Regions from separate parts of the Homo sapiens genome. Here region 1 is linked to region 2. A link is an interaction called in ENCODE POLR2A ChIA-PET data of the cell type or tissue named here. Cell type or tissue: PC-9. All regions are shown on one strand. Links, peaks and the distances in the headings refer to the core of each region. The heading gives the core; the rest is flanking DNA.

Evidence for each region. ChIA-PET counts read pairs that join two places held together with the same protein. Peaks named below come from ENCODE experiments on the same cell type or tissue, not always from the same donor. Only the 100,000 strongest peaks of a DNase experiment are listed, where the experiment ranks them.
Region 1: POLR2A ChIA-PET joins it to region 2 with 6 read pairs; 2 of 35 experiments call an interaction of 5 or more read pairs at or near these places.

Annotation. Positions count from the first base shown.
Region 1 is chr2:235,833,591-235,840,996 of GRCh38, reverse strand. The region is part of intron 9 of AGAP1 (ArfGAP with GTPase domain, ankyrin repeat and PH domain 1); the gene reads right to left. Among named protein-coding and RNA genes, the nearest start is that of TNRC17, 320 kb to the right of the region's middle. In PC-9, for the core only: no CTCF peak of the experiment used is centred there; a DNase peak (open chromatin) is centred at 4,136; H3K27ac peaks cover 498 bases.
Region 2 is chr2:235,960,061-235,967,466 of GRCh38, reverse strand. The region is part of intron 12 of AGAP1 (ArfGAP with GTPase domain, ankyrin repeat and PH domain 1); the gene reads right to left. Among named protein-coding and RNA genes, the nearest start is that of GBX2-AS1, 200 kb to the left of the region's middle. In PC-9, for the core only: no CTCF peak of the experiment used is centred there; no DNase peak of the experiment used is centred there.

The DNA.
Region 1 (7,406 bases), core at 2,122-6,121, 130 kb after region 2:
TGTTCTCCTAGGAGAACAGTCTCTCAAGTTTCTTTCCCGCTTCTCTGGTCCTGTTTGCTTTCTGGGGATTCTGCCTTTGTCCCTCCTAAGACCACCAGTGGTCCTTAGCTCTCATTGCACCAAATTCCTGGATCTCACACTCTCTCATGTCTTCAATGGCTATTTCTGTATGATTCCCAAATACATACCTTCAGCACAAGTGTCCCTCATTTATAAAAAAAAAAAAAACTCTTCTTTCTCCTTCATCCTCCACATCGAATCAACCTGTCCATCGGTCCTATCTATTCTACTTTCCGAAAGCCTCCAGATATGTCTTCTCCTTTCCATTCCTGCAGCCCCCAACTCTGAGAGCCCACCAGGCTCTCTCTGGGAATGCTGCTCTACCGACCACCTCCTGCCTGGGCTCCTGCCCTCCAACAGCCTCCATTCTGCAGCCAGCATGGCCCTTCTGAAGTACAACATGGTACCGCTAGGACAACACGGACCCACGAGTATTGAGATCTGACCCACCACAGTGCATGGCTTCTAAAGGGAGAAGTATAGAAAAGGAGGCTAAGGAAGAGGCTGTTTCTAACACTTTCTGGGCAAAGGTGAGAACAAGGAGAGGAACAGCCTTGTCTTCTCTGCCCCTACATAAATGTCGCCGTGTTATGTCTCTAAGCCACTTTACTTTAATGGTCACTGCAATGTCCACTGAAGCCATCAGAATGGACAGCGGCTGAAGCCATCAGAATGGACAGCGGCTGAAGCCATCAGAATGCACAGAGGCTGAAGCCATCAGAATGGACAGCAGCTTGCTGTCATGAAAGACTGGTTGTCAACAGGTGTCACCTCTGGAGGGAACCTGCCCTAACTCCCCTAACTGTAAGGCCAGGAGGGGAAAAACAGAAACCACAGGCTGTGGGAAGATCACAATATGACCTGATTACAAACATTCCCATCAAGGGTTTTGAATAAACAGCTAATACACTCTTAGATGGAAAATTATTTTCCTCATAAATTATTTCAGATTTTAATTTTCCCCTTTTCTGGGTATGCTGCCTCCCTTCATTGACTTTCTCATTTTAACAGAAGTTCGTAATTCTTTATAAGAGTCTCTCATCCTGTGTTGGTGACATCTATTTCTGAGTGGAAATCAGGCTACCAAAATGTCTTTCAAATGATAATCTGCAAATAAAAAACCATTTCATGTATGAAAAGGCAAGTACTCCTCCTGTTCCCACATCTCCTGGAAAGGAGGTACACGTAGGAGCCCCTTTCCTCTGCCTAATGTTCTTCTAAAGTGGTTGTTCTTAAGGGGGTGGAAACGAACTCGCTGGGAAAATGGATTCTCAACAAATCTGCCCTCCCCAGGAAAGCCCCTTCCCAAAGCCTAGAGTCTGGCTCCTCCAACATCACGTTTTGTTTTTAAGATGGGGTCTTGCTCTGTCGCCCAGGCTGGAGTGCAGCAGTGCGATCATAGCTCACTGCAGCCTTGAGCTCCTGGCCTCCCGAAGTGCTGAGATTAGAGGCATGAGCTACTGTGCCCGGCTTGCTTTTTGCTTTTTTAAGCTCTCCAGGTGATTCTGATGAACACCTTTAAATGGGAAACACTAGAGAATAGATGCCCGGGCCCCACCCAGGCCCAATGAGTGTGACTCTGACCCTCCGTGGACGGAGTGTGTGCGTGTGTATGTGTGCCTGCACGCCCACACCCGTGGGCATATCCAGGGTTGAAAATCACTGGTCCAACAGCTTTGGGATCTCCTTGTGCCATATTTAAATGGAAAAGCACAGGTTTGTGTTCTCAGACTTTCTATTTCAAACTCATTCTATTTTTTGCAAGTTTTTTCCATAAAAGATTGCTTCACAGTAAATGCAGACTCAGGCCCCTGGGGAGAGCAGTGGCATGGGCATGGATTCTGATGCTCAGACCTCGGTCACATGAAATATCCGACAGAGTTGATGTTCTAAACACCAACACACCAGCAATTTATCTCTTGAATAAACCTCACGTACACCCGCGTTAGCTTAATGAATGGCTTTATGTTTCCAACTGAAATTCCCGAGCGGCAACATTTCACCAGAAAGTCTTAGGCACTGGATTTTTCACTTGTAAGTCCAAAAAGTTGTGTTCACTTCTAATTTATGCTTCTTAAAAAAAAAAAGTCTTTAATCAATTAGGGTCAGAGAGAGAGGCTTTCTGTTCACTAAATGTCATCTGTAGAAAATACTAGAAGGTTGGGGATGGATGTAACACATGGAAAGCGAAGCAAATGATCCCTTCGGGGTTCCCCTGGCACATTCTAGTGCATACCTAGTACAGTCAGATCTGCACAGCAGTTACTGAGACAAGCCTGACTTTCTTGCTAGGTTGTGAGTTTTTAAAAGTGTAGACTGTATCTCACTAAATCAATTTCCTTTTTATAACTACTGATGGTGGCTAATACATACATATGGTCAGTAAATGCTGGCTGGTACAATACGTAGTTAATCACATCATAATATTTTGGAGCAAATTATTTTGAATTCTTCAGATTTTCTGAACACTTACCCCTGGGAAAAATTCTAAGGAGGAATAAATGCTTCAGAAAGCACAGTGCCTCTTCTTCCTCCTACCATATGAAATGTTACAGAAACTGTATATACACATACTTTTAGCAAAATCACTTTGGAGGCAAAATATTCACCAATGGCAAGCCTGTTATTTATCAATAGTGCCATTTACTTACATTTGTGAGATGGCTTGATTGTCAATTAAATGTGTTAAACAAACTACAGCTTTGTAAAGTAACCCTGGCATTCCCTCTTTTCTTTTTTTGGGGGGGTGGGGGGACACAGTCTCACTCTGCCACCCAGGCTGGAGTGCAGTGGCACAATCTCTGCTCGCTGCAACCTCCGCCTCTTGGGTTCACGTGATTCTCTTGCTTCAGTGTCCCAAGTAGCTGGGACTACATGTGCACACCACGACGCCCAGCTAAGTTTTTTTGTGTTTTTAGTAAAGATGGGGTTTCACCATGGTGGCCAGGCTGGTCTCATACTCCTGACCTCAGGTGATCTACCCACCTCAGCCTCCCAAAGTGCTGGGACTACAGGTGTGAGCCACCACCCCCGGCTCTGACATTCCCTCTTAGCCTTTATTAAGGGAGCCTGTACTCCCTTATCTATTCTATTTTTAAGCTTAATTTTTTTCTAACATTTATCTGGAATTAACAGTAATAAATTTATTGATGAGAAAAGAGACTCTCCTCCCATATGGAGTTACTATGACCTAATAAGGTTTAATGTCTAGTGTTTACATGTGGTTACTTTCACAGGAATACAGAGATCATGACAATAGTAACTTATTTAGTGAGCTGTTGTTATATGCCACCTCCTTTACTGGTAGACTCCATCATCTTATTAATCCACCAACAACCCTGGGGAAGAGGGTTGTTCTATCATCCTCATTCTGCACCTGAGTTAACTGAGGTTCAAGAGGTCTAGGGGTTTGCCTGAGGCTCACAGCTGGCAAGTAGGGTCTCCTTCCATGGCTTAGGGCCCTGGACCTAGCAGCCCTCCCCACCTTCCCAGCTGTTCTGACCCTGAACATCAGTGTCAGGGCTCAGGCCAACAACTGTGTATCTGGATCCTTTAGAGTAAACGTTCCCTCTCAGGAAAGTACTCAGTATTACTTTAATGTAACCGCTGTTAATCATATTTAGCCTAAACCTTTCAAAAAAAAACCCTTGAAGGCTGGGTGCAGTGGCTCATGCCTATAATCCCAGCACTTTGGGAGGCCGAGGTGGGCGGATCACCTGAGGTCAGGAGTTCAAGACCAGCCTGACCAACATAGAGAAAGCCTGTCTCTACTAAAAATACAAAATTAGCCAGGCGTGGTGTTGCATGCCTGTAATCCCAGCTACTTGGGAGGCTGAGGCAGGAGAATCTCTTGAACCCCGGAGGCGGAGGTTGCGGTAAGCTGAGATTGCGCCACTGCACTCCAGACCGGGCAACAAGAGCAAAACTCCGTCTCAACCCCCTCCCACAACCCCCCCAACCCAACAAAAAACCCTTGAACTCTCCATCCAGCTGCCTGAGTTGTGATCTCCAGTTTTACACCTGCATTGTGAATCACCTAGAAAGTTAACTGTGAATGTAAATGGCACCAGTGTAACCCGTTCCTCCTGTTCTGTCTGTGCCCCTGTGGCTCTGGCCTGGGTCATAGTTCTCTATCTCGAGGAGGGAGCTTTAGAAAACATACCAGGAACTTGATTCTTCAGGGCTGTCTCCATCTTCTCCCGCTCCTTGAGAAGAGTGGATGAAGGAGCCCTGGACTTTTGGAATCACCCACTTAAACTGGTTAACTTTAAATGCCTGCCCCCTGAAGCATGACACAGATCAACACGGTTTGAAATCTGAGAACCCAAGAGGAGAAAAAGTGTGACAGACACCAGATTTCCACTTCCCGGCTAAGCGCCTTGCAGCAGGCTGGCTGAGACACTGACTTCGATATCACAGTGTGAACCTGTACTTAAGTGACTGGGTTCTGAAGCAACCCCAGTCACGAGTGCAGCTTTCAAAAGTCAGCAGCATTCCCACAAGGGAGTGGATGCATTTCCTACAGGACCACTTGTTGGTGTTTCTCCTCTATCGGCCCCCAAAGGATTCTGCAGGGCCATCACCAGCACTCCCGGCCACCTGCTGCAGTGCTCTAATTTGAGTATTACTCACTCAATATTGCTTTTGATCGCTGTACCTTTACCAAAGAATTAAGGTAATGGAAAATTTATGGCAATATTTATAGCCATCAAAAGTTTGCTTCATTCAAAAGCCGGCTAAAGGGCTTTAGACCTGTGCTGTTCAGTTTACTCTTTTGATTGCTTTTCCACTATGTAAATCAATTTGTTAATGTTCCTTACAAAATGCATGAGCCAGTTATACTGACAAACACACAAAGCTCATTTGTAATTAGCAGTTAATTAGTAAGAAGGAACAGATGCTGTTAGAGTTTCAGCAGGCGAACAGGTTCTGTAAACAATGCTTATAAATCTAAATGAATTTATTAACCACAATACAACTGTCAACATTTTGCTGGCAACCATACAAAATATGGCGGAATCCCCAAAATGTCATTACAATGTATTAATAATCACGGTGACAGCCGGAGCCTCTCCAGTCAGTGGTTGGCTCTTGTTAGCCGCCTTCTTTGTCTAAGAAGCAGTATCAAAATCATTACTTTCTACCTTAATCTTTGATACACACTTATTAGTAAACTACACGAGCAAAGCTTAACATGATACAAACTTTTTGCAATGGAGACACGATTTTGTTGTAAAGTGCCCAGCACAGGGCTAAGCACCAAAGTCCCAGCCATCTCCAGGAACTCAGTGTCCATGGAGAGCCAGATATGAACCCCTTGTCCTCCTCGGAAAAGCTTACACAACGTGCCAGCTACTTTAACAAAGTAATGGACAAAGTGCTAAGAGGCCCACAGGGTGGGGCAGTGGGCAACTTACACCTCAGATGAATAAGAATGGTTACACAAGAGAGGGGCTACATGAGCAACATCTGAAAAGATGACAAGTTTACAAAACACAGACGTAGATGAAGGAAGAAAAACGCTCCAAGCTGAGGAGCCTCTCTGCCAGGTGTGGCAGCACAAGATACACTGTGTATTTGAAAACCAAGAAAGTTGATGGCTGGGAGCTCTGGGGAGACTATCTGAGACCAGACCAGGGTTGGGGTGTACAGGCTCTGACACCTTCCAAGGGTTATAAACATTTTGGTGCAGGCCATGGGGAGCCACTGAAGATTGCAACTGAAGGAGTGACAAAATCCAGCTGGCACTTACTGAAAGCTACCTCTGAGCTCAGCGTGGGAAACGCATGCCCGGGGAACACACTGAGGGCACCTGTCCATCCAGTGAGGCTACTGTGCAATCGGGGAGAGCAAAAGTAGAGAATCGGGAACGGGGGAGGTGTGAGGCCGAGGGGCGAGGATGCCAAGACTTTAAGCGAGACTCCCTGCTCTGGTTTCTGAAGTCATTCCTGTCCACTCCAACTAACGAATCACATGTTCTCGTGATGTTAGCAAAATGCTTCCGCAAGTTTTCTGCATAGAGTCTGTTCCACCTGCGTGGCGTGATTAAGACAGGCTCTCCCTATGGCAGAGGGGCCTCATCCTCCACCACTAGACCCGAGCCTCTAAGGGCCTGGATATTCCACACATGCGCCCAGAAGTCAACCTCACTTTCCACATCCACCTTTCTCCGGATGCCTGTCTAACTTCGGAGACTCTCGCTCTTGCTGACCTTTTATTTAAATGGCATTTTCCTATCCTCTCACGGGGACCTCGCAGGGACCTCCTTTCTAATGGTCTGCTAAGTGAACAACTGGTGAAAATGAATGTGAACTCCAGTGGATGGTACCCAAAAAACTGACATTCCAGGTAAAATATTTTCTCAAGGCAGGCATGGAATATGTAAATTAAGAGCCATAATTATGGGTTATGCTGCAGAGGAGGACAGGGCTCTGCCCTCCTGCTGCTCACAGACCGGGCTCTGTGGCCTGGGTGGGTGCACGAGGACAGGACGCAGCGGGGGAAGCAGTTATTCCAGCAGGCAGGGACAGAGGATGAACCAGGATACACCCTTTGAAAGGACAGAAGGCATATCTGAATCTGCAGTGTGATCTTGTCCCCATGTTCTGTCTGACACTGGTGTGTCCCTATGAAATAAAAGCCTGCACCTCATACTATGCGGAAGAACATGCAGAGACACAAACCCCATGGCCAGCACACCTCTGTGTACCTGTGGAAGTAGCTAAAGAAAACCTGGAACTTTTCTCCCACAAGGCACCACATGGGGCGCCCATCTGACCACGGTGATCACGCTGAGAACTAACCATCAGCTGTTCCAACCGGGCAAATGAGAACTCAGTGTGCCCGTGGACTGCATAGAGACACAGCACTGGATTTCGCCAGACTGGCCTACATGGAGGGGGCTGGCTCAACTAGGATGACAGTTAACATGTCAATACTGGACAAAGAGCCAGTGCTGCTACTGGCTTTTTTTTTTTTTACAAAAAAAATGTGAGTTTTACAAAATATGTGAGATAATTAGTGGGTCATGAAATTACTTTAGTGAGCTGCAACCAGAGCTTTAAAAAAAAAAAAAAAAAAACCAGATTGGAGGATTGGAGTGAGATGCACTTAGGATCATTTCATAGAACATTTGTTTCAGTTATACACATGTATTCATAAACATGCACACATGTAAGTGTGTGATCCCATTTTATAACCATATTTGTAGTGGGATCCCATTTGATAAATATCTTTAAAGGTTTACCAGTTATTGTTCCATTCATTCATTCGGGATATATTTCTTGAGCACCTTTTATGACATTCACTGTAACGAAAAGTCAAGATTTCTACCCACATGGAAGCCA
Region 2 (7,406 bases), core at 2,169-6,168:
CTCTGTAAAGTGGAGTGGCAGTGACATGGCAGCCGGGCCAGAACCTGGAGTCCATCAGAAGCTGGTAAGAGTTATGGGAAAGACCGAATAGGAACGCGGGGCATCAAGGCTGGGAGGCTGGGGAGAGGCGGCAGTGATGGGGGGTGTCATTTAAAATAGGGTAGCTGGGGTAGGTCTCGCTGAGCACGGGACACTGAATCAAGACTTGAAAATGGCAGAGGAGTGAGAAGGTAATGAGAGCAGAGAAACAGTCAGAGCCTGGCTCCAAGGAGGGAGCCTGGTGTGTTCCAGAAACGGAGAGGGGGCCCGAGTGGCGGTGGCCGGTGTGGGTGGGAGAGGCCTGCGGAAGGTGGCACTGGAGAGGAGGGGGCTTGCGGGCCACCGTGAGGACCCTCGCCTGTGCTTTGGGGGGAATGGGGAGCCATGCAGGGTTCTGAGCAGAACAGTGACATGATTTCAAATACAAAGATAATGGAAATCAAAATGAATTGAAAATATTTTTATTTTGTGAAGTTCTAGGAAATTTTATCATATGTTGAGAAATGTACAAACACACAATTTAAGGTATCTGAGAAATACATACGGTCCCAAGAACACCCTGATGTACGTTCCTGGCCGCCCTAAGGCAGAGACCCCTCGCCCCTCTCTGCACAGTCGGAAGCGTCACCCTTCATTGCATGCACCCTTTACACATGGAAGAAGAGGGCTGTGGGGAGCTCCTCCTGCGAAGAGGGTGAAGGGCCACCCCAGGGCTCCTGCAGGGCAGCCCAGGCAGCACTGGACACCATGAGACACCTGAGACTGTGTCAACCATGTGCACTCCTTGTGGGTGGTCACTCACTCACAAAAGGCGGAAGTTCCCTTCACCACTTTAAGGAGTTGCGAGAAATGTGGCAATTCGGTGTCTCAGCAACTTTCCCTCTACCAGGCAGGAGGTGCTTCCTATGGACGCACATCCTTAGATGCAGAGGCACACGGACAGGTCACTGTCCCCTGGTGGTAGGTGAGAGGTAACATCAATGGCAGAAATCTGGCTGTCAGCTTCCTGGGGTGCCTCTGTTGTGACTCCACCATCACGGCTCCTCTACTGGCCTTCTCGCCCTCTCCTCCATCCTTAGAGGAACAGGCTCCCCTCTCTCCATCCCCAGAGGAACAGGCCCCCCTCTTCTCCATCCCCAGAGGAACAGGCCCCCCTCTCCTCCATCCCCAGAGGAACGGACTCCCCTCTCTCCATCCCTAGAGAAATGGGCTCCCCTCTCCTCCATCCTTAGAGGAACAGACTCCCCTCTCCTCCATCCCCAGAGGAACGAGCTCCCCTCTCCTCCATCCCCAGAGGAAAGGGCTCCCCTCTCCTCCATCCCCAGAGGAACGGGCTCCCCTCTCCTCCATCCCCAGAGGAACGGGCTCCCCTCTCCTCCATCCCCAGAGGAAAAGGCTCCCCTCTCCTCCATCCCCAGAGGAAAGGGCTCCCTCTCTCCATCCCCAGAGGAACGGACTCCCCTCTCTCCATCCCTAGAGGAATGGGCTCCCCTCTCTTGCTAAATGAACATTCCTAGCTTGTCCTGGTCCCATCTTTCATCCTCAGGTGTCTTGGCCAGGTCACTTCCACTCATTCCTCCCTCTCCACTGCGTCACTTCTGTCCTCAGAGGTCCCAAGATCTTTCATGCCCACTTTCCTAAACCCCATTATTCCTTAAAGGGTTATTTCCTTAACCCTTGAAGCCACAGTCTCAACAGCAAACACTCATCCAAAGTTACTACCCAACAGGGGCTATTCCAGGCTCTACCTTCAGCAATGCGTTCAGGACTCTTAAGCAATCCGCTGAGGCACGTGGTATCCCTACCACCTCCACTTTACAGATTAGAAAACCAAGGCACAGGGGAAGGTTAAGTAACTTGCTGAAGTCACAGAGCTCGGTCAGGTCTGCTCAAAACCGCTGCAGACCTCTCCAGACAAGGTTCCTATCCAGATAGAGGGTTTAAATCCACTGTGTTTCTTCCTGACTCCTTGAAGTCTGGCTTCCTTCACCATTGCTTCTTCAAAACGGCACACTGTTTCACTGTGCCTTCCTTCGCCCCCGTAAGACTTCCTTTCCCTTATCATGCTAACTGTGCTGGCCCAAGATGCCATGTTTTCCTGCCTCTCCTCCCTACGTCCACAGGGGCATTCTCCATGTGCATGACACCAACACCAGTTCCAGGCTTGGCTCTACCTGACCCTCTCTTCCCGGCAGCCGGCTCCCAAGAAACAGCACTCACTCTGACCTTTGCATTCCGGGCAGCTTTCTCTGCTATCACCTTGGGCTTCACCCTTGAAACTGCCACTTCCCTGCCACTTCTGCCCAACACTTGCTTTCCACGGTGGACATCTGGTAAACCTCCTTGGTTAACTGTACCCGAGGTGTAGCCAGCAGTCCTGAGACCCCCTGAGCCTGCACTATGACAGTTTGGTTGTGGTGGAACTGCAGAGGTGGGAGCGGGCAGGTTTAAATAAGACACTTCCCTTGCCTTGAGCAGCCTGGGACCTCGAGCTCAGCCTGTTTTCACAAAGCCGCTCCATGACTGCCTGCTCTCCATTTAAGCACCACGTACCCCTGGTCCAGTTCTTACCTTACCCCCAAGCCTAGACTGTGCGGCCAGCTCCACGAGGTCCTTCTCCTCCCAGACTTTCACCTTTTAAGCTGTCCCATGATTTTACAATACTGATATTTCTAAAGTAGTGGTTCTTATATGTATTTCTGAAATACTAGATTCCACTGAATATCAGATAAAAGCTATAGATATCTTGGAAAAAAAAGGGCGAGCCTAATTAATTTTTATTTATGATTTAACAGTGTTCAGAAGCCTCATAACGTTCAGGGGGTGGGGCATCCAGAGACCCCAAGATCATTACCTGATTCTAAAGCAACCCTTCTCTGTGTTATTCAATGCTCAAACCAGGCAGGCAATCTTTTTGCTCATTTTAAATATTTTCTGCCCAGGGTTCCCAAGTCTTTACCATCCCATCCTCTCTATTCAGTGTTAGGAGCCCACTTTGCCAGGTATGGTGCCAGGCCATGGGAAACAATGGTCACTGTGACTGTCTTTGCCCTCAGAGAGCTCAACCCTAGTCCTGCAGGGAGATAAGCAGAACAGGCAAACGCAACTCTCCTCGGCTGCCAGGGGCCGCTATTAAGTAATATTATTATATTAAAATCATATTATTTTACTCTGTCCCTTGGGTGTCCTCTCATTTCGACAGGCCATGTTCATCCCCAACTGTGCGTCCTTCCCTCTGTCACTCTGTGTTTGTAACACTCTCTCCCAAACTAACATTTCTCATCTCTACACTCCCACGGAGCCCACAGTTAGGACCTTCTGCACGAGGCTGCCAGTCGCTTATCTCAATCTAACTAGCATGCCTGTGCCCAGGGCAACCACCAGTGCTCGCCTCCCCTGTGGTGACTTGTGCAATGCTGAGCCTACAGTAGGTGCATTATATCATAAACTCTCTTCCGTTATCCAGCGGTTGTTTTTATGAGTGTACACCGCTATTTCGAAGACACTCAGAACACACACATTAGCTATGCCGTCCACACGACAGGCTTCCACAGGGGCGTGGTAGGTCTACCGCTAGGCTCTCTATTCCAGGCCACCACTCTATGTCTCTGTGTTCTAAGCCTATGTGTTGTTACTCTTCACTATCGCCTTAGTTATGCTTGACCGTTCTGAGCATATACTCCCATATATCCATCCACATCAATGAAAAAGATGGTGAACAGGGTGGAGTCAAGATAGAGCTTCCCACCTTAACATGCACCATCCGCTCCTGGAAGATTCTAAGAGTGACCACTGAGCCTAGATAAATTACACTGTCTTTGTGTTCAGCTCACATATCTTTCAACTTGCCTATGAGGAAACCAAGGAAAAATCTTGTCAAATACTCTGCTGAGGGCTATATGGTACCCAACTCACACGTATTTTTGACAACTGAAAACGATAAAGGGCCATCTATTTGATGTCTATTCATTCTCTTTAATAAACTACCTCTGTTCAAATACATCTGTTTCCTTTTCTATGTGCACACAAAGCAGCCCTTTAACAACTGAATTCAGAATCCCACCTGGTTGTGACCTGACTCACTGGCATCTAGCTCAGAATTCACGTTTCTGGAAATCAAAATGGCACGTCTGTTTCTAGGCCCCTTCCCACTTTTAGCTGTAGAAAACTTTTTGCAAAACAGTTGACAGGGACAGGGCCCTCTCATTTCTAAGCTTTCTCCATATCTTGCAATATTTATAATTCTCTTGGTGAGTCCGAGAAATCCCGGACTCACCTGGAGGAAGCAGCTAAGTGGCAGTCTTGGGAAGGAGACAGCACTTGGAAATACCACCACCCACCTTCCTCTAAGAGACCACCACAGCCAACCCATCAGCATTTCCTCCACATCCACGTTTTCCTTTTGTGTCCTTCCACACGAGCACTTCTAGCCCCATGGGACTCTGGATTCCCACAGATCCACCGGTTCTCCAGGAACCCCCACCCAGGACCTCTGGCAATGGCTGGAGACGTTTCTGGGTATCAAACTGGGTGGAGTGGAGGTGCTACAGGCATCAGATGGTAGAAGCCAGAGGTGCTGAAAAATGCCCTACAATGCACAGGACAGCCCCTGCCACAAAGAACAGTCTCAAATACCTAAAATATCAATAGCGAGAAACCCCATGGAATTTCAACCAGAGCTTCTAGTTTTCAACCTCTCGCACACACCTCCTTTGGAATTTTGGTCTGTCTGCATCTCAGCCTCCTGGGTGTCCTCTCCAGCACCCTGGCCTCTGTGCCACTCCACCCTCATGAATCTCTTCTGCCCTGGACCTCAGACACCCTCTCTCATGGTCTCACCCAGGCTTGCTACCAGCAAGAACCACAGTTTCTAGGGTCTAACTGCCACCCCCACCCCTGCCTCCCCAGCTCACTAGGCCTTCACTCCCGTGGCTCCTCTATGCCCTGAGTTCCATGCCATCTGACGTCCAACCCGCTCACATCCCACGGTTTTTCTTATACAGCCGGGCAGCATCGCACACGACTTGAAACTCACCCTTGTAAGTTTCCCTTCTCCCACCATCTCTCCTGAGTAGGAAGCCCCAACTTCACTGACTTCCAGCCCTCCACCTGCTCAGCACCGTCATGGGCCAGGGCTGGGAGAGGGTGGTGCCATGCACACCGGCCTCCTCTGTGTGGTCAGTGTACCCCTCAGTGGCCTCTGGCCTGCCCTTCAATCCTACCTCACTTCTGTAGTAACCCACTTCCCACTCTCCAAGGGGCTATTTCAAAGCTTCTCCTCCCGCTTCAAACACCCCACGCCCCACACCATCCTCACGATGACCTCACTTTTCACTTCACTGAAACAAAACAAAACAAAACAAAACAAAACAAAACAAAACCAAAAACCAAAAGCATCCATCAGAAGAGGACACCCTCCACCCCGCCCTGCCCCAGCCTGTCCCCAGCAGTCTCCATGGGCGCGGGGCCCCTCCCCTGGGAAATGGATGCTCACCCACCCTCGCTCACCCAGCACCCGGCACTAAACATGAGCTGTCATCTCACTTTTTTGTGCGTGTGTGTGACGAAGTCTTGCTCTGTCACCAGGCTGTAGTGCAGTGGCGTGATCTCGGCTCACTGCCACCTCTGCCTCCTGGGTTCAAGAGATTCTCCTGCACCACGCCCAGCTAATTTTCGTATTTTTAGTAGAGACGGGTTTCAACATGTTGGCCAGGATGGTCTCGATCTCTTGACCTCATGATCCATCCGCCTTGGCCTCCCAAAGTGCTGGGATTATAGGCATGAGCCACCACGCCCGGCCCTGTCATCTCACATTTTTAACACAACTCTCCCTTGGCCGCACACCTCCACCCTGGACATTTGACTCCTGCCCTTCTTTAAAGCACAACTCCCTAGGGCCTGTCCCTCTGCACTGCTGTCCACGGCTGGCCTCACTCCAGTCCCGCTCACATCCCACCAACCACTGGTGTGTCCTTGCTGGGGCCGGCGGCACCCTGCAGGTGCTGCATCAGTGGACAAGGCTCAAAGCAGTCACACCAGTCTCAGCAGCATCCACACAGCTCATCCCTGCCGCCTTAGACGGGGAGCCGTGTGGAGGGGTTCTGCTAGGCAGGCAGAAGGGACACCAGGAAGTTTTAGACTCCAGGAGCCAAAGGAGGAAGCCCCAAGAGAGGCCTTCCCCAAGCTGGCCACTGGCGCATCCAGCCCCTCCCGGCCCCCTGTGCTCCGTGGCTCTCTCCACATGGGGACATGACATGCTCCATGCGTGTTTCTTTGTTTACGGAACATCTTCCCTATGAGCGCTCGAGCTTCAGGAAGGCAGGCCTTCGCTCATCCTCTTCACCAGCACACATCCTTCCTGAAACAGATTCAGGATGAGTAATGGGGTTCGATACGTAATAAAGTTTTATGAAAGAACTAACCTCTGTGTGACAGACACTTGCGCGGGTGGATGGAACGGACCACTTTCTGGTGTATCACACAGCAGTGTATCAATTTCGCGACTTAGTTTTAAAACCAGCCACAAGCACGCTTTTGTGCCAAACCACTGTCCTATGAGTTTCCAACCATTTGGAATCTATTTTTAGGCGAACGACTGAGTCCATGAGTGAAGTCTATTGACACAGAGAAAGCATCTCCCTGTTGAGTGTCCCCACGCACCAAGCGTGCCCTAGGAGCTGGCCGCTGTCAGAGAATAAAGGGCAAGACCCCTGTCCCACGGGGCTGATTTCTAGAGTGAAGAGAATGCCTATCAAATTTCTTGCTTGATGCCTTCCATAAAAGACGATTTTTCTTGGGCCCTGCTACCTGAACAAAGAAGGAAGAGGGGAATCGCATCTCCAGTAAGCACGCCGATAGCAGGGGCCACAGGTGCAGGGAGAAGTGAGGTACGGAAGAGTCCGCACGCCCACCTGCACTGGACCGAGCATACCCAGGCCACCTCCAGCCACCCCAGAGAATGGGACCAACAGGGAGATGAAGGTGTCATTGCACCGGGAGAAAGCCCAGGAGAGGGCTGGGGAGACAGAGAACAGAAAAATGTGAGCCTTGTCCTGGCCACTGCGGGGAGAAGGAGGCAAGCTTTTCAGAGGACACAGGGTTGTCATGGGATAAAAACAACTGCAATCTCAAGAATGGAAACAGAAAGCCAGGCCAGCATTCATGAGCTCCTTGCAGTCGTCCTCAGGAGGCTATGACTCGAGTAACTGACGTGTGCAAAGCACCTGTGATCCTGGAAGCAGCACCAGCCCACGCTCTGATCTGCTGCTTACAGGGCCGAGGTCCTCCAGGGTGGGTCCGCAAGCACCCTCCCCGCCCCCATTTGGAGGCATGGAGTTGAGGCAGTGACTTTCCAGGCCATGCTGCAG